Regions from separate parts of the Homo sapiens genome. Here all the other regions are linked to region 2. A link is an interaction called in ENCODE POLR2A ChIA-PET data of the cell type or tissue named here. Cell type or tissue: MCF 10A. All regions are shown on one strand. Each heading gives the region's core, and the rest is flanking DNA. Links, peaks and the distances in the headings are about the cores only. Region 1 overlaps RAPGEFL1 (Rap guanine nucleotide exchange factor like 1). Region 2 overlaps RARA (retinoic acid receptor alpha). Region 3 has its middle 6.1 kb from the start of JUP.

Evidence for each region. Peaks named below come from ENCODE experiments on the same cell type or tissue, not always from the same donor. Only the 100,000 strongest peaks of a DNase experiment are listed, where the experiment ranks them.
Region 1: POLR2A ChIA-PET joins it to region 2 with 5 read pairs; 4 of 35 experiments call an interaction of 5 or more read pairs at or near these places.
Region 3: POLR2A ChIA-PET joins it to region 2 with 6 read pairs; 1 of 35 experiments calls an interaction of 5 or more read pairs at or near these places.

What each region holds. Positions count from the first base shown.
Region 1 is chr17:40,181,362-40,189,074 of GRCh38, forward strand. It overlaps RAPGEFL1 (Rap guanine nucleotide exchange factor like 1), which reads left to right. Exons shown (of 15, transcript NM_016339.6): 2 at 255-333; 3 at 2,853-2,988; 4 at 3,220-3,317; 5 at 7,505-7,617. Among named protein-coding and RNA genes, the nearest start is that of RAPGEFL1, 7.7 kb to the left of the region's middle. In MCF 10A, for the core only: no CTCF peak of the experiment used is centred there; a DNase peak (open chromatin) is centred at 4,200.
Region 2 is chr17:40,313,982-40,321,694 of GRCh38, forward strand. All of the region lies in intron 1 of RARA (retinoic acid receptor alpha), which reads left to right. LOC105371934 (a long non-coding RNA gene) reads right to left here. Exons shown (of 2, transcript NR_189654.1): 2 at 1,212-4,770. Among named protein-coding and RNA genes, the nearest start is that of RARA, 8.7 kb to the left of the region's middle. RefSeq lists silencers at 3,509-3,718, 4,084-4,193 and enhancers at 5,805-5,854, 6,325-6,374, 7,070-7,654. In MCF 10A, for the core only: a CTCF peak has its summit at 3,565; DNase peaks (open chromatin) are centred at 2,830, 3,550 and 4,180.
Region 3 is chr17:41,789,252-41,796,302 of GRCh38, forward strand. No RefSeq gene overlaps it. Among named protein-coding and RNA genes, the nearest start is that of JUP, 6.1 kb to the left of the region's middle. RefSeq lists enhancers at 2,282-2,945, 3,610-4,273 and a cis regulatory region at 3,425-4,278. In MCF 10A, for the core only: no CTCF peak of the experiment used is centred there; DNase peaks (open chromatin) are centred at 3,740, 4,060 and 4,390.

The DNA.
Region 1 (7,713 bases), core at 1,694-6,693, 130 kb before region 2:
TGGCCATCAAAGGCACGCGCCCCCCCCTTCCCTTCAGCTGCCTTGGCAGCTGCCGAACCCACCCTCGCAGTGGCTGCCCAGAACCTTTACACATGTATGTGTGCGCGTGTGCAGAGCATGACAAGGCAGGTGGCTGGGGCTCCAGCCTGGCTAAAGAGAACTTGCCCTTAGGGGCAAGAGAGGGAGGCACTGCATTTCCAGTTTCGTTCTGGAAGTGCCCACCTGACATCTGTGGTGCCCACTGATCTTTACAGATATCCTGCTGGATGACATTGTCCTTACCCATTCTCTCTTCCTCCCGACGGAGAAATTTCTGCAGGAGCTACACCAGTAATATCCTTTTGTGGAGTTTGGAAAAGGAGAGGTCAGAAGGGAGCCACTCCCTCCGTCCCACATGCAATCTCAGAGCCTAAACTCTCCCCTAGGAAACATACCTGGGGCCGAGTGCAGTGGCTCACACCTGTAATCCCAGCACTTTGGGAGGCTGAGGCAGGCGGATCACCTGAGGTCAGGAGATCAAGACCAGCCAGGCTAACATAGTGAAACACCATCTCTACTAAAAATAGAAAAAATTAGCCAGGCATGGTGCCACGCACCTGTAATCTCAGCTACTTGGGAGGCTGAGGCAGGAGAATCACTTGAACCCGGGAGGCAAAGGTTGCAGTGAGCCGAGATCGCGTCACTACACTCCAGCCTGAGTGACAGAGTGAGACTCCATCTCAAAAAAAAAAGAAAAGAAAACATACCTGGGTTTCAGTCCCAGCTTTTCTACTCATCAGCTGTGTGACTTGTACAGATTACCTAACCTCATGGGGACTCAGTTTCCTTTTCTGTAAAATGGAGGTAAATAGCACCTGCCCTGCCTATCTATTAGCTGCTATGAAGATCAGTCTGATAGCAGATGTGGGAGTGCTTTGGAGGCTGCAGAGCCCTGTACAAATGAAAGGTGTTATTTATTTATTTATTTTGAGATGGAGTCTTGCTCTGTCACCCAGGCTGGAGTACAGTGGTGCGACCTTGGCTCACTGCAGCCTCTGCCTCCTGGGTTCAAGCGATTCTCCTGCCTCAGCCTCCCCCATAGCTGGGGACTACAGGCGCACACCACCACACCTGGCTACTTTTTGTATTTTTTGGTGGAGACGGAGTTTCACCATGTTGCCCAGGCTGGTCTCGAACTCCTGACCTCAAGTGATTCGCCTGCCTTGGCCTCCCAGAGTGCTGGGATTAAAGGCGTGAGCCACTGCGCCCAGCCAAGGTGTTATTATTCTACTAAGGGCACCTCTATCCCCACTGAATTATTGCTCTAAAACATCTGGTTGCCCAGTGAGTTATGATGGGGTCTGATGTAAACATCAGGCCATGGTTGTGCTTCAGTAGGGTCCGCTAGAGAGGAGCCACTGGATGGGCTATTCATAGGGTCTCATGTAAGCATGGGCCTCTCACAGAGTTATTTTAGGACCTAATTGTAAATGTCAGACCACTGAGTAGAATGTTACAGGCTCCCAGCCAGGCACGGTGGCATATGACTTTAATCACAGCACTTTGGGAGGCTGGGGCGGGTGGATCACTTGAGGGCAGGAGTTCGAGATCAGCCTGGCCAACAAGGTGAAACTCCGTCTCTACTAAAACACAAAAAATTAGCCGGGTTTGGTGGCAGGCACCTGTAATCTCAGCTACTCAGGAACCTGAGGCAGGAGAATCGCTTGAACCCAGGAGGCAGAGGTTGCAGTGAGCTGAGATCATGCCATTGCACTCCAGCCTGGGCAACAGAGTGAGACTCCCTCTCAAATAAATAAATAAATAAATAAATAAAAGTAACAAGCTGTCTTAGAAACATCAGGCCTTCCAGTGAGGTATAGTCAGGTTTGTGGTAAACACCATTGGCATTTATTAGGCGCACTGTGAGCTCCAGGCCCTGGGCTGGTCAGAGGTTGGATGGGTCTGGGCAGGGTATCCTCAAGTGAAAATCTAACCTGTCTAACCTGCAGGAGCTGGATGTGGTCAAGTGGTCATCGCTACCTACTCTAAGCAAAAGCCTGGGCTGGGGCATGAGGAGGTCTTGGCTTCAGGACCACCGAAACTCCTTTCTCTCTGGCCCCAAATCTAGAGAATACTTGGGGGCAATTTAGCCTCCCATCTTTCTTTTCTTTTCTTTTCTTTTTTTTTTTTTTTTTTGAGATGGAGTTTTGCTCTTATTGCCCAGGCTGGAGTGCAATGGCCTGACCTCGGCTCACTGCAACCTCCGCCTCCCGGGTTCAAGTGATTATCTTGCCTCAGCCTCCCGAGTAGCTGGGATTACAGGTGTACGCCACCACTCCCAGCTAATTTTTTGTATTTTTAGTAGAGATGAGGTTTCACCATGTTGACCAGGATGGTCTCAAATTCCTGACCTTAAGTGATCCACCTGCCTCAGCCTTGCAAAGGGCTGGGATTACAGGTGTGAGCCACCGCGCCTGGCCTTTTTTTTTTTTGCCTTTTTTTTTTTTTTTTTTTTTTTTTTGAGACAGAGTCATTCTCTGTCGCCCAGGCTGGAGTGCAATGGTGCGACTTTGGCTCACTGCAACCTCTGCCTCCCAGGTTCAAACGATTCTTGTGCCTCAGCCTCCAGAGTAGCTGGGATTACAGGTGCACACCACCATGCCCGTCTAATTTTTGTATTTTTAGTAGAGTCTTCGTTTCACCATGTTGGCCAGACTGGTCTCGAACTCCTGACCTCAGGTGATCCGCCCGCCTCAGCTTCCCAAACTGCTGGGATTATAGGCGTGAGCCACTGCGCCCAGCCTAGCCTCCCATCTTTCTTCTCAATTCCTCAGGTCTGCTTGCGTAGGGATTTTTCTTAACTTAAGGGTCAGCTTTGTTCGGGCAGGAGGCATGGAGGGCCCTGAAGGGCTGGGCCGGAAGCAAGCCTGTCTAGCCATGCTTCTCCATTTCTTGGACACCTACCAGGGGCTGCTTCAAGAGGAAGAGGGGGCCGGCCACATCATCAAGGTGGGCCTGGGGGAAGAGAAGGTGGGTAAACAGGCTATTAGCTCTGGAAGGGGGCCCCTGTGAAGGAGCCATACTTCTCATTCTGGGTACCTGGAAGGAAGAGATGCCAGGGGGCCTTAGCTTATATGGCTCTCCTGTGCTTAAAGGTATGGAGACCTTGCCCGGCCCCTGCAGAGAGTAGCCCTTGGAATGAGACCCCTTCCTTCACCTTCTTTGTCCTCCTCTCTCCAGGATCTATACCTGCTAATTATGAAGGACGAGTCCCTTTACCAGGGCCTCCGAGAGGACACTCTGAGGCTGCACCAGCTGGTGGAGACGGTGGAACTAAAGTGAGGGGGAGTGGGGCAGGGGCGGGAACAGGAAAGTGGTCCCCTGCGTTCCTCTACTACAGGGGCTGCCTCTGGCCTATTGGCTGCAATATGGATTTGCTTGTTTGTTTGTTTGTTTTGAGACAGAGTCTCACTTTGTCGCCTAGGCTGGAGAGCAGTGGTGCGATCTCGGCTCACAGCAACCTCCACCTCTTGGGTTGAAGTGATTCTCATGCCTCAGCCTCCTGAGTAGCTGGGATTACAGGGGTGCACCATGCCCAGCTAATTTTTGTACTTTTAGTAGAGATGGGTTTCACCATGTTGGCCAGGCTGTTCTTGAACTCCTGGCCTCAAGTGATCTGCCTGCCTCAGCCTCCCAAAGTGCTGGGATTACAGGTGTGAGCCACTGTGTCTGGCTTCCAATATGGTTTTATTTCAGCTCCTTTCTCTCACTGAAGGGTGGCACAAAGCACTGTCTCCAGTCACTTTTTTGTCCATTCTCCCATTCATTTGTCTGATAATCCAGTGGTGTACTGGTAAATATTTAACAACCAGTGCTGCAGGAGAAAGAGCCCTGATTTGTAGCTTTTGCTGATTCCTACAGTGTAAACTCTGTCACCATGGCTGATTTCAAGCTACCAATGTGACAACACTGAAAGAGGAGTTGGGAAGAGACATGCAGCACAGGCTGTTATGTAGTATCTCCACCATACAGTAGATGTAGTAAAAGGTAGTAAAATGGCTGGGCAAGGTGGCTTATGCCTGTAATCCCAGCACTTTGGGAGGTCAAGATGGGTGGAGCACTTAAGGTCAGGAGTTCAAGACCAGCCTGGCTAACATTGTGAAACCCTGTCTCCACTACAAAAAAAAAAAAAAAAAAAAAGGCTGTGTGCCAAGGCAGGCAGATCATGAGGTCAGGAGTTTGAGAGCAGCCCGGCCAATATGGTGAAACCCTGTCTCTACTAAAAATACAAAAATTAGCTGGGCGTGGTAGGGCGCTCCTGTAGTCCCAGCTACTTGGGAGGGTGAGGCAGAAGAATTGCTTGAATCCAGGAGGTGGAGGTTGCAGTGAGCTGAGATCATGCCACTGCACTCCAGCCTGGGCGACAGAGTGAGATTCTGTCTCAAAAAAAAAAAAAAAAAAAAGAAAAGAAAAATTAGCTGGGGGTGGTGGTACGTGCCTGTAGTCCCAGCTACTCAGGAGGCTGAGGCAGGAGAATTGCTTGAACCCAGGAGATGGAGGTTGCAGTGAGCTGAAATCACCTTACTGCACTACAGCCTGGGTGACAGAGCGAGACTCCGTCTCTAAAGAAAAAAAAAAAGGCCGGGTGCGGTGGCTCACGCCTGTAATCCCAGCACTTTGGGAGGCTGAGGCAGGCAGATCATGAGAGGCAGATCATGAGATCAGGAGTTCGAGACCAGCCTGACCAACATGGTGAAACCCCATCTCTACTAAAAATACAAAAATTAGCCAGGCATGGTGGCACATGCCTGTAATCCCAGCTACTCAAGAGGCTGAGGCAGGAGAATGTCTTGAATCCAGGAGGCAGAGGTTGTAGTGAGCCAAGATTGCATCACTGCATTCCAGCCTGGGTGACAGAGTGGACTCCGTCTCAAAAAAAAAAAAAAGGCCGGGCGCGGTGGCTCACGCCTGTAATCCCAGCACTTTGGGAGGCCGAGGCGGGTGGATCATGAGGTCAGGAGATCGAGACCATCCTGGCTAACAAGGTGAAACCCCGTCTCTACTAAAAATACAAAAAATTAGCCGGGCGCGGTGGCGGGCGCCTGCAGTCCCAGCTACTCGGGAGGCTGAGGCAGGAGAATGGCGTGAACCCGGGAAGCGGAGTTTGCAGTGAGCCGAGATTGCGCCACTGCAGTCCGCAGTCCGGCCTGGGCGACAGAGCGAGACTCCGTCTCAAAAAAAAAAAAAAAAAAAAAAAAAAAAAAAAAAAGAGGTGGGCTGGGTGTGGTGGCTCATGCCTGTAATCCCAGCACTTTGGGAGGCCGAGGCAGGCAGAATGAGGTCAAGAGATCGAGACCATCCTGGCCAACACGGTGAAACCCTGTCTGTACTAAAAATACAAAAATTAGCCGGGCGTGGTGGTACACACCTGTAATCCCAGCTACACGGGAGGCTGAGGCAGGAGAATTGCTTGAATCCAGGAGGTGGAGGTTACAGTGAGCCGAGATTGCAGCACTGCACGCCAGCCTGACAACAGAGCAAGACTCTGTCTCAAAAAAAAAAAAAAAAAAGTAGTGAAAACAGGAAGGAAACTGTTTTTTTGGTAACAACTTATTTGATTATAAATTTTATGTATTATTTATTAATTTGTATTATTATTTTTTAATAGAGACGGTTTCATTATGTTGTCCAGGCTGGGCTCCAGCAATCCTCCCACCTTGGCCTCCCAGAGTGTTGGGATTCTAGGTGTAAGCCACCACACCTGGCCTGACTATAAGTTTATAAAACATATATATTTATATATGGAGATATATTTGTTTATTTATATTTTAATGGCTCTTTAAAAAACAGTTGGTAAAATTCCCCAGAACTTAACAGTATGCTCTTGTGAGCCAGTGTGAACCAGCTTCAGGACACCACTGTATCCATCCATCCATGAATCCATTCTGCCCTTTTAGTTTCTCTCTTCTCTTGTCCCCACCACCACAACCCTTAGGGAGGCCTCAGCTTGTGGTCTAGCATCCTTCTCTGCCTTCTCTGTGCTGACACTAGAGAGATCTTTCATGCTCCTGTTCCAAAGGCATCCCTGCTCCCCATGCTTCCAAGAGAAAGTGAAACATCCCAGCATTCAATACCCTTCCCTTTCTGCCTTCTGCTGATCCTTCCCATCTCATCTCCTACATCCCCTCCATCCATGACACCTCAACTCCTGCGCTCTCGAACTTCCCATGGTCGGTTATATTGTCCACCCCAGAATGCCCTCCTCCCACCATGTTTTCTTTTTTTTTTGAGACAGAGCCTGGCTCTGTCGCCCAGGCTGGAGTGCAGTGGTGTGATCTCGGCTCACTGCAAGCTCTACCTCCCAGGTTCACACCATTCTCCTGCCTCAGCCTTCTGAGTAGCTGGGACTACAGGCGCCTGCCACCACGCCCGGCTAATTTTTTATATTTTTTTTAGTAGAGACGGGGTTTCATCGTGTTAGCCAGGATGGTCTAGATCTCCTGACCTCGTGATCCGCCCGCCTTGGCCTCCCAAAGTGCTGAGATTACAGGCGTGAGCCACCGCGCCTGGCCTTTTTTTTTTTTTTTTTTTTTTGAGATGGAGTCTTGCTCTGTTGCCAGGCTGGAGTGCATGGCGTGATCTCAACTCACTGCAACCTCCCCCTCCCGGGTTCAAGCGATTCTCCTGCCTCAGCCTCCCAAGTAGCTGGGATTACAGGTGCACGCCACTACGCCTGGCTAATTTTTGTGTTTTTAGTAGAGACGGGGTTTCACCATGTTGGCCAGGCTGGTCTTGAACTCCTGGCCTCAAGTGATCTGCCCACCTCAGCTTCCCAAAGTGCTGGGATTACAGGTGTGAGCCACTGCACCTGGCCTCCACCTCCTTCTCTTCCTGCTTTCCTCCAAGGCCCAGGTCAAATGCCATCTTCTCAATGAAAACTTCCCAGATCTTCCTTTTAGGAATAGCTTTCTTCTTCCCCCACACCAGCATAACTCTCCTGGTACCTTTGTTATATTATCAACACCTCCTGCCTGGTATTAGAAGTAGCTGTATGCCTGTCTATCTCCTTCCTAGACTGTGAAGTTCTTTTCAGCAAAATTCAGCAAACAGCTGCTGACCTACTACCTACCATGTGTCAAGCAGTGTGTTAGGCCCTGGTGGATGAAAAGATACTCAGTAAGAACCAAATCCCAGTCCTCAAGAGCTCTCAATCTCATAGAAGAGATAAGAGGTGAACATAAACATTATCCCAATGTTCTATAGTAGTTGAGAGAAGAAAGTGACCTTCCTGGTGGGTGGGGTGGATCAGAGAAGAATTCATGGAAGAGGTGGCATTTGATTAGGGTTACTTGGATAATTATCCCATACTGCTCATTGTCCTCTCTTCTGACCCCCTTAACCACCTGAAATTGCTGCTGGTGCATCCTTGACCCAATTCTGATATTCTTGCTTGATGTTGCCTGCTTGGTGTTGGTTGTCCATATGCCTGGCAGGGCGTGCTGATGCCCAGCTGTGTCCATGCCAGGATTCCAGAGGAGAACCAGCCACCCAGCAAGCAGGTGAAGCCACTCTTCCGCCACTTCCGCCGGATAGACTCCTGTCTGCAGACCCGGGTGGCCTTCCGGGGCTCTGATGAGAGTGAGTGTGGGCATTAGGAGGGGCAGGGTGTCCTGAGTGGCTCAGGGGGACATATCTCTGGGTCTTGAGCACCCTCAGTGGCATCTCCCTGGGTGG
Region 2 (7,713 bases), core at 1,098-6,097:
TGTAGCCAGAGCACTGAGCACAGGAATTATTCTTTCTGTTGGTCTCTGTCTCATTCTCTCTCATATACTAGGCTGGTCTTAACATGACAAATACTCTTGAACATTTATTTTCTAGCTTGGGTGGACGGGCTTAAAGGGCAGTAGGCTGCCAGCCAGAGGTAGGGAGGGAGGCAGGTGGGTGAGGGATATGGCGGGTGGAGGGGTGGGGTGGGGGTGGGGACGAGCTGGGGAAGGGATTGGGTGACAGCCCACCCCATCAGCTCTGGTAACTCAATCCCTGCACCCCACCCTCCCAATTTCCCTCCTGCTCAACAACTTCAGCAGCTGCTGGCAGAAGCAAGGCTGGCAGAAGTGTGTTTGAGTGCATGTGTATATGAGGGGAGAGGGTGAGAGGGGCTGTGGGGGCAGGGAGTGCTGCCAGGACATGTTAAAGGAGACTCACAGCCTGGGTACAACTTGGGTGGCAGGAGGAGGTGGGGCAGGTGGGAGAGTGGGTGGTGAGTGATGGGCAGGCTGCAGTGGGGGCAGGGCAGCACAGGGGTCTCACAAAACTTGTTGGCACTGGAGCGGGGCCTGGTGTGGTGGGGGTGGGCAGTGGTGAGGGGGCAGGGGCTGGCACAGACATTGCTGGCCCCAGAATGCTGAGGCCCATTCTTTGCCAGGGGGCGCATGTAACCATGGAGGGACAGTCTGCCCCTGTCTGCAATCCTTGGGCTGTGCCTGCTGGGCATCACAGTCTTGGTGGTGACTAAGTCACTTCTGTCCTGGGGCTGGCAAGGTGCCAGGCTCAGCTCTTCTCGGTAGGTGAGTCACTGCCCTGGCATCTCCCCCGGATGCAGCTGAGTCACCCAGCCATGCCTGCTAGGCAGGTGGGCACCAGGCTTGTGGTGGGGGTGGAGGGCTATGTGTGCAGCCCCCAGTGTCTTCTCTGATCTCTCTCTGGCATGTCCTGGCCCCACCCATAAACCTGCAGAGCCAGGCAAGGATGGCGCTTCTCCCTTGTGATCCACTAAGGGGTGAAGGAAAAGGTAGCAGGGCACAGAGTGGAGTCATACATGTTTGATTTGGAGTAAGTAGGGGAGGAAAGAGTTGAGGAGGGAACATTGATTGGGTTATATGTATATATATATATATATATATGCTTATATGTGTATATATATATATATATATATATATATATATATATATATACACACACACACACACACACACACGTATATATTTATTTATTTTAACAAAAAAGACACAGGGTCTTGCTATGTTGCCCAGACAGGTCTTGAACTCCTGGAGTCAAGCAACTCCTGGCGTCCCATCTTGGCCTCCCAAAGTGCTAGAATTAAAGGTGTGAGCCACCATACCTGGCCTGGGTTTGAATCCCAGCCCTGCCATTGACAAGCTGTATGACGTTGAGGAAGGCAATTTTCTTTTTGAGCCTCAGTTTTTTCATCTCTACAATGGCAACAGGAGCCTGCCCCTTCAGGACTGTGAGAATCAAATGGAGTGGGACTATTAAGGTACTTGTGGGAGGAGCTCCTTTTGGGATGAGCTAGGAGGCTTGGGAGGGGAAGAGGAGTCAGCTGGAGCTGGTTCCAACAAACTCCCGCACCATGGTCTTGGAGGGCCAATTGCTTCTCATCATCTCTTCGGAGTATCACTTAATGCTGTTCTTCAGGAGTTTCCACAGGCTGTGAGAAGACAGCCTTGTTGTACTAGAAGTGTGGGCCCTCCTAGGGTGTCTCAGAGCTATATTTTATCTCTTTTGACTACTGAGAACTGCCACTGGCCCTGGTACCTGTCCAGACTCTCTTCCTTCACTTCCTCTAGTTTGAAGAGGGATGGGGCTCAGACTCCTCCCCCAGCCTATCTCCTGTGTGCAGGGAAACAGTAGGCCCCAAGGAGTGTCCTTCTTAGAGTGAGGCGCCCCGAGCCTGTGGCTTTTCTCTCTCTGCTAGTTTCCTGCTGCTCCCTGGGTACCCTTCTCTCCTCCTGCATCAGAGTCCCTGGTGGGAGGGGGTGGTGGAAGCCCTGTTATGAGCCCAGCATAGCTGGAGTTCAACTGCTGCTGCAGATTGAAGACTCCTGGTCCCCCACCTGGGGACCTCTCCTGCCTTCTGCAGTCAAGCTTGGGTAGGGCTGGGCCTTGGACAGGTGGTACTGGTTTCCCTGGACAGGAAGGAAATGCCCCAAAGATGTGCATGCTTTGTGTTTGTACACACGGGTGCTGGTCTTGTTTGAGTGTCTGACCCCTGCGGGGGGTGGGTTTGTGTGTATGAATTTCTTCCCTCATCCACACATGGGGCTACTTCTGTGTCTGTGCAGAAGTGTGCCCCACCCTCTGCTTCATGCCCTTGTCTGTGCACAAATGTGTTTGGATGTACTTGTTCATGCGTGGATGTGCATACATGCGTCGGGGATGTACACATCCCTGCCCTGAATGTGCACGTGGAAATGCATTTGTACCAGGATGCCTGACCCTATGATGGCAGGTGTACCTGAAGGTCGTCCCACTTGGGAGGCAGTGTAGCTGTGTGCATGCATGCTTGCATTCTTGTGTCCATGAGCCTTCCCCTCCAGCCTCAAGGAAGGAAGACAGGTAGGATCTAGGTTGGGAGGTGTCCGTGGGCACTAGGGGCGGGCTGGCGCTGACTCCAGTCCTGGGCTGGTTCTCACCTGGGCAGAGCTCCCTGCTGTTGGCGGGGCTCAGGCTGGAAGGCCCTTGGGGGAGCGCGGCTGGGGGGTAAGGGGTTAAGCGGTGGCGTCCACATCTGGGAGCCATTGGCGCATTCCTGCCGGCTGAGCGCATGTTTGCGGATGAATCTGGACAGGACAGGGCGGGAGGGGCTGGGCGGGAGGTTCGCACCGGCGGACGGAAATCCAGACGGGAGCGGGAGACAGCTCCGGCCCAGCAGGCGGGAAGGGGCCTGGGGAAGCGCGGCCCAGCACTGCTGGGGCAGTTTCCCGTGCGCCGGCCCTCAGGGCAAAGGGTCCCGCCATCCTGGCTTGTCCTACCTTACCATGGCTCTTGGGCTAAAGCCAGGGACAATCAGATACTTCAATTCTAGACCCGGCTCTGCAACCGGTGCGACTGTGCACAAAACCCAGTGCCTGCTCTTGGACTCTCTTTCCTTGTTTGTAAAGCGGGGTCCGTCGGACCAGTGGGTTTGAGAGCTCTGCCACCGGGTCAGGCTGAGAGTCTCCTCACTGGGCTGGAGGCCTGGGAGTGCAGCACTTCCCCTTCCAGTGGGAAGTTCTGTGGGGGCACTTGTGGCCACTTCTCTGCCTGGGAACAGGGCGAGAGGGGAGTATTCTAAGCAATTCTGCTTCCCCCTAAGCCCGCCAGTGGACTGCTAGCGATGGGGACAGGATCCTCCCAAACAGAGCTGCAGGCTGGGAGGGGGGTCATGACTGTATTGGGGACTGGGGGTCTCTCAGATGGAGGGTGATTCAGATCCTGTCCAGCTGGAACATGAAAAAGAGCTTTCCTGGCTTCTCCAGACTTGTTCGGGAGAGAGAAGCTTGAGTGTGAGTCTTTGAGCACGGAGGGGTGCTCCTGGGCGCCCCTACTGGAAGATCCAAAAGTCTTGCCCTTTGAGGAGAAGAGTACTTTAAGGGGGCTGGGAGGGTTGGGTTGAGCCAGGGTTCCTAGGACCCACTGGAGCTGCAGAGGTGTTTGGGGAAAGAAGAGATATACTTGCGGGAGATCTACTCCTGGACTCTTTTTTTTTTTTTCTTTTTCTTGCAGCTGAGATAATTAAGATCCAGGGAAGGGAAGTGACTTGGTCAAGGTCACACAGCTCTCAGTTCCAGCTGGTCCCTAGAAGAGGATTATAATTATAGGATTCAGGGGCTTGACAGCTAGGGCAGGAGTCACCGCACTCACTTCCATATTACGCCGCCGCCTCACTTCTCAGATTTAGGTGTGGGTGTGTGTGTGGTTGGGGGGAAAGGAGTGTAGGATACCACACGCTGCGGTCTTCTCCACCGAGCGCTATTTTCATTCTTTCCGCAGAACCTCACCCCGTTCTTGCTCTGAATCTTCGGTTCTGGGTCTGAGGGAGGGATTCTCCCGGATTCCCACGGTCCAGTCTTCAACTAGGAGTGGCTCCTTTAAGACTCGCCCTTCCCGAGGTCTATTAAGGAGAGGCGGGGGCGGGCGTGAGCCTGTAGATCCGCCCCTGACTGGTGATTGGTCGGTGGGCGGGCAGGGGCGGGCCTGAGGGACAGGGCCTCCCCCTACCTCTGCTCCGTACCCTCCGCCCCTTCAGTCTGGGGCTCCGGGTAAAGTTTCAGCCTCCGCACGTGACTCGCTATGGCCGCTGCCATCGCCCCGCGCCCCTGAGCCGCGGCCCCCTGGACGGCTCCTCTCCCGGGACCCCGCACCCTGATGCCGAGCAGCACCAGGGCGCCGGGTTAGGGCAGACGCTGTGCTCGCTGGCACCCCGAACGGGTTGCTTCCCCCGCTGCGAGGTAATTCCTCCCCTGGGGATTTTGGGGAGCCCCTGGTTCCCGCAGGCGTCGGGGCCCCATGTCCTGCCCCAGATTGGTGCTGCGGGAGGGGACTGGGTACCGGGAGGCTTCCGACGGGAACCCGGGGTTTCCTGGGCTTCCCAACTCGCTGCCGCCGTGTCCAGGGTGGGGGAGCCCCGTCTGTGAGTCTGCCTGCGCCGTGTCTTCGCGCGCAGCCTTGAGGCGTCTGGGGCCGTCTGCTGCGCGTGTCCCCCGCGCTCGAGCTGTTGCAGAACCGCCGCTGGGAACTTCTGTTCTTTTTCTCTTTAATGATAAGCAAAACAAAAAGACTTGAATTCAAACCTGTTTGGGGAGAGATCGGATGCTCAACGGACTAGCCCCCTCTCTTTTTCCCTCCTGTTATCTGAGCTGCCCTGTGGTTTGGGGAGAATCAGCCAGGGGGCCCACTCCCACCAGAGGGAGCCGGCCGGGGGCCGGGCCGGTTCAGCTGGTGTCCCCCGTGGAGTGAGGGGAACCGTCAGAATTGGGTGCGGGAGCCAATGCAGTATGTGTGTAGGGGTGTTCCTGGGTCTTGTGCCACCATGGGGTGTGGGAACTTTTTGGGGTGAGGGGAAGACGGAATAGACTGACTTGTCGACTTTGCTCTGCTGAGGGTGTCTGGGACCTGGTGCCACCCACGAGGCTTGGAAGCTGCTGGCCAGATGTGTGTGTGAGCCTGTTGTGGGGTTGGGGGGACGGCTGGGAAATGAGCTTGGCTATGTCCCCTCATCTCCTCTCTGGGCACTGGCCTATTGTCAGGCTGCTCCTTGCGAAAGGAAAGACAGGCCTCCAGTGTGCTAGGGTGGGGATGGGGACCAACTAACCCGGAAACCAGACAGAAGAGCTCCCCAGCCTTGGAGATGTTTCTGCACCCTCCATCCTGTCTTGGATCAGATGCCCAGTGTGATGGCCTGGAAGGGTACCTCCTGCCCCCTCTGGCTCTGTCTTCTGTAACCAGGTTGCCTTCTGTCTGATGGCTGTGTGCACATATGTGTATGTAGATATTCTTGGAAAGGATTGTTTCTGAGAACACCCCCCGACCCCCCCACCCCCTGCTGCTTACCCCAAGGATCACTTCTGCCCCTGACACTCCCCCTCCTCAGTTTCCTGGCCAAGACATTCTGGGATGTCTCTTATACCCTTCTCTGGTTGCAGTCTTCATAGGGCAAGATTGTTTTGGGGGAAGTGGTTCTGTAAGGACCTTCCAGGTCTTGCTAGGAAATTGGACCTCAGGCCCCAAACTCTCCTACAGGGCTCCATGAAGAGGCTGTGCCGGGGAAGCCCCGGGTTGGAGTGGGGGTGGCTTGGAGCCTTGGGGCTTCCCCTGGAGGGGGCCGGGGGGGGCGGGTAGAGATGAGGCTGGGGGAAGGAACAAGAGAAAAAATATTTGGAGTTGGTTGTATGATGCTTCTTCCTGGAGGAATAAGAGGGGGTGGTTGTGGAGTCAGGGAGTTTGTGGCTGTGAAAAATGGTATGCTGGAGGGAGCTGGGACATCAGTACTGCCTGGGAGTCTGGACCATGTGGTGTCCTGAAAGAGAGGTCAGGAGGGTCAGACTGGAGTAGCCTCTTGGGAGCTGAGGATCTTGGATTTGCAAGGATTTTGAGGGTGTGATTGAGTGTATATGAGGTGTCACTGCAGGGGTTTCACCATCAGACTGGCGACGGTGGCACAGATGCAGTGGCAGTTCTGAGAAGATCCTGGGGTTGAAATGGCTTAATCCTGGCCACATCCTCCTTCCTATAGCCCCTAAATCTCTATCCCTTCAGTCTGACCCTAAATGCACCGGCTGCCACCCTGGGACACCTTTTTAGTCCCCTTCCTACTCCCAACCTTGAGGCAGCCTGGCAGGAAGCCAGCTGTGGGCAGCCCCATCCTGATCACCCATGTGCCTCCCCCGCTGGGCACAGTCACCCACACATGCCATGACGTGGTTCCTGCCACCCCATCTAAGTATGGGGGAGAGGACATTGTCTGAGTGGCCCCTCAGGTCTGTTTTGGGGACATTCACCCAGACCCCAGCTAATGCGCGCCCCTTCCCCTAAACCATTTAGTCTTGGAAGCTGACTCTGCCCTCTGGGACCTTTTCTTCCAGGCCACTCCTTGCTCAGACTCCAGTCTCAGGTGGGATGGTCCTCAGAACCGTGTGATGTGACGGTGGGGCCTGTCCCAAAATACAAACCCCAATGCCCAGTTTCCAGTCCTCTTGGAAGCATGGGCAGGACAGGACTTAGGCTAGGCTGGAGGGGTGGTTTCTTTTGACCTCTGTGGGGTCTATTAATATTTGGGAGCACTGCCTGGGATCTGGGGTGATAGGCATCTGGGGATGGTAATCCTGTCCCTGCGACAAATAAGCGGGGTAATCTCCGCTTGCTCAGTACCCACACCCATCTTGTGTCGGTAGTTTTGGGAGTGTGGGAAGCTGGCAGGGCCCCTGGCAAGATGACCAGTGTTGTCTTGACTTACTGGGTTTTGGGAAAGGAGTATGGCAACTGATACCCCGGCTCCCAGGGCTTTGGCTGAACATTCTCTCTGACGCCTGCTGTCTTTCCTCCCTCTACTCCCCTCTCCACCCTCTGGCTGCTGTCTGGAGCCCACACAGTTTGTGGGGGGATGCACGGTGGGGGGCAGGGCCTGGATCTCCGTGTGTGTCCAGGGAGTATTCTGGGAATTGGCAGGATTGGCTGAGGGTGTCTTGGTGTCCCCGCAGGGTGGGCGGCATGTGGGGACCTAGTGTGAGAATGTGTCAGCGTTGGTGTGTCTGTCCCCAGTCTGGCTCGGGTGTGGGTGTCTCGGGTGTGGGTGTCTCTTGCTTCGTCTGGATCTTGCCTCCCGCTCCAGTCCCGCCCTCCCCTCGCTCCCCCCTAGCTGGGACCGCCTGCTTGCTTTCCCTCTCTCCCCACAACTGGAGCCTCCCTTGCCTGTTCCTGGAATTTGGAGAGGAGGAGGAGGAGGAAGAGGCAGGCAGACAGACCTCCCACACTCTAGCCCGCCCACCTGGCATCATGGGGAAATGAAATAGGTGCTATGGAACTACATTTTCCCTGGCTTCCCTAGACCCTCCAGCACACATCATGAGGGCCAGGGGCCAGCTCTTATGGAAAGGCCATGGGCTGTCCATCCCTCTGGCCAGTGACACCTCCTTCTACTTAACATCCTGCCCCAAAGGGCCCCTGCTGGACCTCCAGGCACCACTGTCAGCCTGGGG
Region 3 (7,051 bases), core at 1,713-6,712, 1.5 Mb after region 2:
CCCACCTCCACACATGCACACACACATACGTCCCAGCTCCAAGCCTGGCCTGACTCCTTCCTATTTCTCCTGACCTCAGCAAAGAGGCAGGGTAGGGCTGGTTGACTGCAGAGAGGGGTGGAGGAGCCCATGTGGGTGGAGGAGCAGAAATAAGGTTTCAGAATAAACCGTGTGTGTGTGTGTGTGTGTGTGTGTGTGTGTGTGTCTCCCCAGAATGCCCCCTGCGTGTCTTAGCATGGAACATGTTGCATAACACCAGCCCCAGAGCTAAACACACAGGCTGGGACTGGTGGAAGCACCACCACAGCAGCGGCAAAGACTGGGATTAGAGCTGAGTCTCTCCTCCCAGATCAAGGGATTCTCTTTAAGCACCTACTATGTGCCTGGCAGGCACTGAGATTCATCTGTATCTGAGAATACAGAATAGAATCAGAAATGATGTTTCCTAGACTCAGCTGTCTGCACAGGCAATTTGGTCTCTTGTGAAAGGAGGTATGTAGGGATAGGATGGGGGTTTCTGTGACCACAGTCTCCCCTGTAGCTTGAACTTGAAGAAAAGGCCGCAAGGTCATCTTATCCAGTCCCCTGCCTGCAAACCTTTAAAGGCAAGAATTCTCTGACAAATGTCCAGGAAAGAAGATCCTGCAGCCTCCCTTATGGTGAATGCCCCTGTCTCCTTGTTCTAATGTCCAGCCTCAATTCCTATTCCTGCAGTTTCAATTCCTTCCTCTTGCCCAGGGCTCAGTGGAAGCAGAGTCCATGGGCTGCCAAAAACACATATGGGTAACTCAACCTTGCAGCTTGCTAGTGCTTCAGAGTAGAGAATATAAGGGTACCACATGGCCCATCTCAAGCTGCTGCAGAGACAGAAGTAACTGGCGCAGAGAGGTTCAGTGAGGGACTGGTGGGAGGGAGGCTCTTTTCTAGGGGAGGGTGCACACCATCAGCCAGTGTCCAGGACCACCAGGCCACCGTCCTCTCCTTATCTCACAACCCCCCTCATCTTCCACGAGGCCTCTGGGCCATACAAGGAGATGGAAGAGTTTCTGTTCTCCATTCAAACACAGTCCTTAGGGCCGGGCACAGTGGCTCATGCCTGTAATCCCAGCACTTTGGGAGGCCGAGGCGGGTGGATCATCCAAGGTCGGAAGTTCGAGACCAGCCTGACCAACACAGAGAAACCCCATCTCTACTAAAAATACAAAAAATTAGCTGGGCGTGGTGGCACACACCTGTAATCCCAGCTACTCAGGAGGCTGAGGCAGGAGAATCGCTTGAACCCGGGAGGCAGAGGTTGCAGTGAGCAGAAATCGTGCCATTGCACTCCAGCCTGGGCAACAAGTGCGAAACTCCAGCTCAAAAGTAAAAAAAAAGAAAAAAAACCCACAGTCCTTATTCTATGGGGGCCTTTTCCCCAGAGACAGGTAGAAATTTAGACGTACACAAGCCACACACACACACACACACACAACCTTCTATGCTCACACCTCAGGGATATACACTTGCGGGTGCAGATTCAGATACACAAACACCAGCTTTCTCTAATACACGCGCGCGCACACACACACACACACACACACACACACACACACACCCTTCTTCCTGCCTCTTCAGCCTCAGGTAGCCTAAGACATAACCACTTCTATAAAGGGGAGCCCAGGGTGACCAGCTGGGTTGCCAAACTTCAGGCTGATGATGGTACATTTTCATCACCCAGTAGCCTCTTCCCCGCGCTTTGCAGCAGCAGAAAAGGAAATCACACAACGGGAGGTTCTTCCCGGATGGCAGACTTGAAAGAAAGGCAATGCAGAAAGCTAGAGGCACCTTGGGTATGAGCCATCTCTCAGCCCAGGGACAAAGCCAGCCTTTTTTTTTTTTTTTTTTTTTTCTCAGAGACAGGGTCTCACTCTGCTGCCAGAACTGGAGTGCAGTGGCGAAATCACAGCTCACTGCAGCCTCAACCTCCTGGGCTCAAGGGATCCCCTAGCCTCAGCCTCCTGAGTAGCTGACCACAGCCGCTACCACACCCAGCTAATTTTTTTTCTTTTTTTTGGTAGAGATGAGGTCTCACCATGTTGCCCAGGTTGGTCTGGAGCTCCTGGCTTCAAGTGATCCTCCCACCTCAGCCTCCCAAAGTGTGGGGATTACAGGTGTGAGCCACCACACCTGGCCAGAGCCATCTTTACACCCAGTTTCTCTCCAGGTCCTGGCCTGTTTTTTGTTTTTTGTTTTTTGTTTTTGGAGTCTCACTCTGTCACCCAGGCTGGAGTGCAGTGGTGCGATCTCAGCTCACTGCAACCTCCGCCTCCCGGGTTCAAGTGATTCTTCTGCCTCAGCCTCCTGAGTAGCCGGGACTACAGGCACGTGCCACCATGCCTGGCTAATTTTTTGTTTTTTTTTTTCTCAGTAGAGACGGGGTTTCACAGTGTTAGCCAGGATGGTCTCGATCTCCTGACCTCGTCATCCGCCTGTCTCGGCCTCCCAAAGTGCTGGAATTACAGGCCTGAACCACCATGCCTGGCCGATCCTGGCCTTTAAAAGGCCTCCACTCTGGCCCTCCTGGGGTTGCCCCCTCCACACAGGGGCAAAGGGACAGAGGAGCCTACATGGACTTCACATTCCTTCTAGACCACACTCCAGGGACCAGCACCAGAAACTCTGGAATTCCTGCCCAACACTGACCCTACTTTCCAGGCCTGCAGGTCGCTGACTCTGGTCCTTCTCCCCAGGAGCAGCGGCACCAGTGCTACTGTGCATGGACACACTTGGGCCAAACTAGGGACATGACAAAGGGCAGTTATTGCTGGGGTGGGGAGATAGAGGCAGCATGGATGCGCGCTAGGAAATCTCCATGCAAGGGCTGGAGGACCTTGTGGCGCAGGCAGAGCCAGAGGTGCTAAGGAAAGGGAAATAGTCCAGGCCCTGGCTGGGGGCCAGGGAGGAGCCGTTCTCCATGGGGCTGCCATGCCCTGACACAGTGAGAACTTGGGACTCCATCATGGACTTTCAGGTCATCGCGGGGGTGCAACTGTCAAGGTATATCTGACCTAGCAGTTCAGGAGCATGCTCCATTTTTTGTTTTTTTGGGTTTTTGTTGAGACAGAGTCTTGCTCTGTTGCCCAGGCTGGAGTGCAGTGGTGCAATCTTGGCTCACTGCAACCTCCGCCTCCCAGGTTCAAGTGATTATCATGCCTCAGCCTCCCAAGTAGCTGGAATTACAGGCACGTGCCACCATGCCCGGCCAATTTTTGTATTTTTAGTAGAGATGGGGTTTCACCATGTTGGCCAGGCTGGTCTTGAACTCCTGACCCCAAGTGATCCACCCGCCTCGGCCTCCCAAAGTGCTGGGATTACAGGTGTGAGTCACCACAACTGGCCTGGGAGTGTGCTCTGTAACTTACCTAGATCTATGGCATGTAGGCCTCATTTGTGCTCTTGGCCCTGCCCACTGGCTTTGGGGGTGGGGGCTTACTCAGAAGGCCCCCTTCAGGGCTCGGGGAGGACACAGCTGCAGAAGAGCCTGCAGGCTCCCAAACTCTGCTGGCTGGAGTGGGCCCAAGCATGGCCAGAAGCTGGGAAGGGAGCAGGAGGCTGCAGGGCTCTGGAGGGAGGCTGTGGGGAGATGGACTCCTGCCTTTTTTCCTGCCTTGTGTCCAGGGGAGGGGCCTTGAGGCCAGAGGCTGCCCACAGCCTGGTCCTGTGGGCGTGTGTCTTTTAATTACAGATGTAGCTCCAGCGACACTTCACTGCAAGGCGTGTGGGTGGGGATGGAATGTCAGAAGGAAAACAGGAGACAAGAAAACAGAGATAGGACGGGCCAGAAATAGTACAGGCCAGGGTGAGATAGCAGCGGCCAGTGGTGGTGGAGGGAGAGGCTGGAGGAGGGTCTGTCGAAACCTCTCCAGAGAATGCCTGTCCCAGGCTGCCCCTCCTTATTCACCCCAAGCCCCGCAAGTTGAAACTCCAGGACCGGTGGCATCTAGATCGGGCTCCAGAGCTGGTTCACCAACTCCCTAAGCAACACCCTCCTCCTGAGTGGGGAGGGGTAGCCGAGCCTTTGCGACCTGAGTCACCCGCTTCCTGCTCCTGGTCTGGGCGACTCCATGCACAGGCTGACACAGCTGGGGCCCCACCTGCCCTGCCAGCCTGTCCCGCTCCTCCCTCTTTCCACAAGCCAGGAGAGATGCCTGCCCTGACAAGGCATGCTTCCCACGGAGAGGCCATCCCTCTCACGCGCACACACGGCTGGAGGCAGCCATTTCTCCCTGACCTGTGGAGAGCCTTGGGAAGAGGAAGAAGGCATAGTCTAAGCGGAGCCCCCTTTTCCCTGCATCTATGAAGAAACTGCGGCTGGAGCCAGGAGAGGGACTTCCCCAAGATCACACAAGAAAATTCCTGGCAGGGCTGGGACTTGAACCTTGGTCTTCTGCCAGCCAGTTCACCTCCCCCACCAATGTAGGTCTCTTTCCACCCCAAGGAAGGCAAAGACGGGCTGCAGTCAGGGAGGAGACGAGAACCAATTTTGCCAGCTTGATTTTGTCAGCTCAGAGGTGTGACCCCAGGAAAACCTTGGAGTTAGACAGCCAGGGCTGGGGGAGGGGGTGGCTCTGGGTGGTCCCAGACTCAGGCCTTACTTCCCCTAAGCCGACCAGCGGATGGCACCACCTAGAGCCTCTAGCCATCAATTATGCAAACAGACCCTTCCCCACCCCCGCCTCTCGCCCTCCGGCCCTCTCTGCTTCCCAGGTCTTTAAGCGCTGGACTCCACCTGGCTGAGAACTGGGACAGGACTCAGCGGCCCCTGGCCTTGTACTTTCATCCCATCTTTCCCAGTCCCATCCCACGGCCCCCAGGGAATTTGAGAGTTGAGATCCTTGAATATTTCATCAGCACTTCAGCCTCCAGTGGAAGCAGCAGCCAACTTACATCTCCTGGAGCATTTATGGCCCCAACAGAGAACCTGGAAGTAGCCAGGGGGAGGGGTGGGTGCATGGGGGAGGGTGAAGCTTGGGCCAGGCTGCCAATAAGGGTTGATGGAGAAGAAGGCTGCCGGGTCCAAAGTGTGTGTGAGCTGGGGGAAAGGGGCTCCAAAGCCGGGAACATTTCCGTGTTTGAGGATACAGATGTATTTTAAAATAAATAAACAAAATGGAGTTATCAAAACAATTATACGCAAGGTTAAAGTCATATGACAGGGTTTTCTGACTTCAGTCCTGCCCCTGTCTCGTGACTGGGTTTATAACCTCATCCGGAGATAAGGTAAAAAATTTTAATGGGAGCTTTTTTTTTTTTAGGGCTGTGAGGCCCTCAAATGACCCCCTACTGCCTGGGGCCAGGGAGGAAAGGCCAAATTCTCCAGCTACATTGGCTGAAACTTGCCCCTTCCCAGCCTCCTCCTCCAGGAAGGTCAGGAGGATTTAGCCCAGTAGTCAAGGAAAAATAAAGTAATTTGGCTTAGCTACCCCTTATTTTACCCCAGAAACACAATATCACACTTTTCTTCTGAAAAGAAAGGTGAAAAGGGTGACCTCAAATGGAAAATGTCAAGTTCTCTTGGCCTCTTCTTTGCACATGACCTCACTTAGTAAGTTCTTCTGGAGAGCGAAAGGATCAAGGCTGAGCGAGGTGGCTCACGCCTGTAATCCCAGCACTTTGTGAGGCCGAGGTGGGCAGATCACCTGAGGTAGAGAGCTCGAGACTAGCCTGACCAACATGGAGAAACCTTGTCTCTACTAAAAATACAAAATTAGCTGGGCTTGGTGGCGGGCACCTGTAATCCCAGCTACTCAGGAGGCTGAGGCAGGAGAATCGCTTGAACCCGAGAGGTGGAGGTTGTGGTGAGCCGAGATCGCGCCATTGCACTCCAGCCTGGGCAACAAGAGCGAAACTCTGTCTCCAAAAAAAAAAAAAAAAGAAAAGAAAAGAAAAAAGAAAGGATCAAGTGCAGATGCTCCTCAACTTCAGAGGGGGGTTATGTCCTCATAGACATTGTAAGTTGAAATGCAATATAGGGAGCCCCCATCTGTACAAAACGTTAAAAAATGAGCTGAGCATGGTGGCACATGCCTGTAGTCTCACCTGCTCAGAAGGTTCACTTGAGCCTGGAAGGTGGGGGTTGCAGTAATCCGAGATCATGCCACTGCACTCTAGCCTGGGCAACAGTTCGAAACCCTATCTCCAAAAAAAAAAAAAGAAGATTGTGAGAGGAGACAAGGGGAAAAAATTAAAATTAAAAATTAAAAAAAAAGAAGAAAATGTACTTAATACACCTAACCTACATCATGGCTTAGTTTAGCCTACCTCAGATGGGCTCAGAACACTTCAGCCTACAGTGGGGCAAAATCGCCTAACATGAAGCCTATTTTATGAGAACTTGTTGAATATTTTGGCCAGGCACGGTGGCTCATGCCTGTAATCCCAGCACTTTGGGAGCCCAAGGCAGGCGGATCAGTTGAGGTCAGGAATTCAAGACCAGCCTGGGCAACATGGTGAAACCCCGTCTCTACTAAAAATACAAAAAATTAGCCTGGCATGGTGGTGCGCGCCTGTAATCCCAGCTACTCAGGAGGCTGAGGCTGGAGAATTGCTTGAACCCGGGAGGCGGAGGTTGCAGTGAGCGGAGATTGCGCCACTGCACTCCAGCCTGGGCAACAACAGTGAGACTCTGTCTCAAAAAATAAAAAGAAGAACTTGGTGACTATCTCATGTAATATACTGAATACTATACTGAAAGTGAAAAAATAGCATGGTTGTTTGGGTGCTTGAAGTACAGTTGCTACTGAATGCTTATCACTTTTATACCATCCTAAAGTCAAAAAATCCTAAGTTGAATCATTGTAAGCTGGGGACTGTCTGTACAGTATATGCATGTGGAGGGAAGGGTAAACAACCTTATCCTCCAAGTTATCTGTTTCCCCACCTGAGTCACAGGCATGAGGTATTCCCATCCCAAGGGCTGTTTGCGGGACAGAAGAGATGCTATCCAGGAACGTTGGCGCCAGCTGGGACCCAGGCAGGCAGTGATTATGCAGTGGTGTGTCCATAGGTCAGA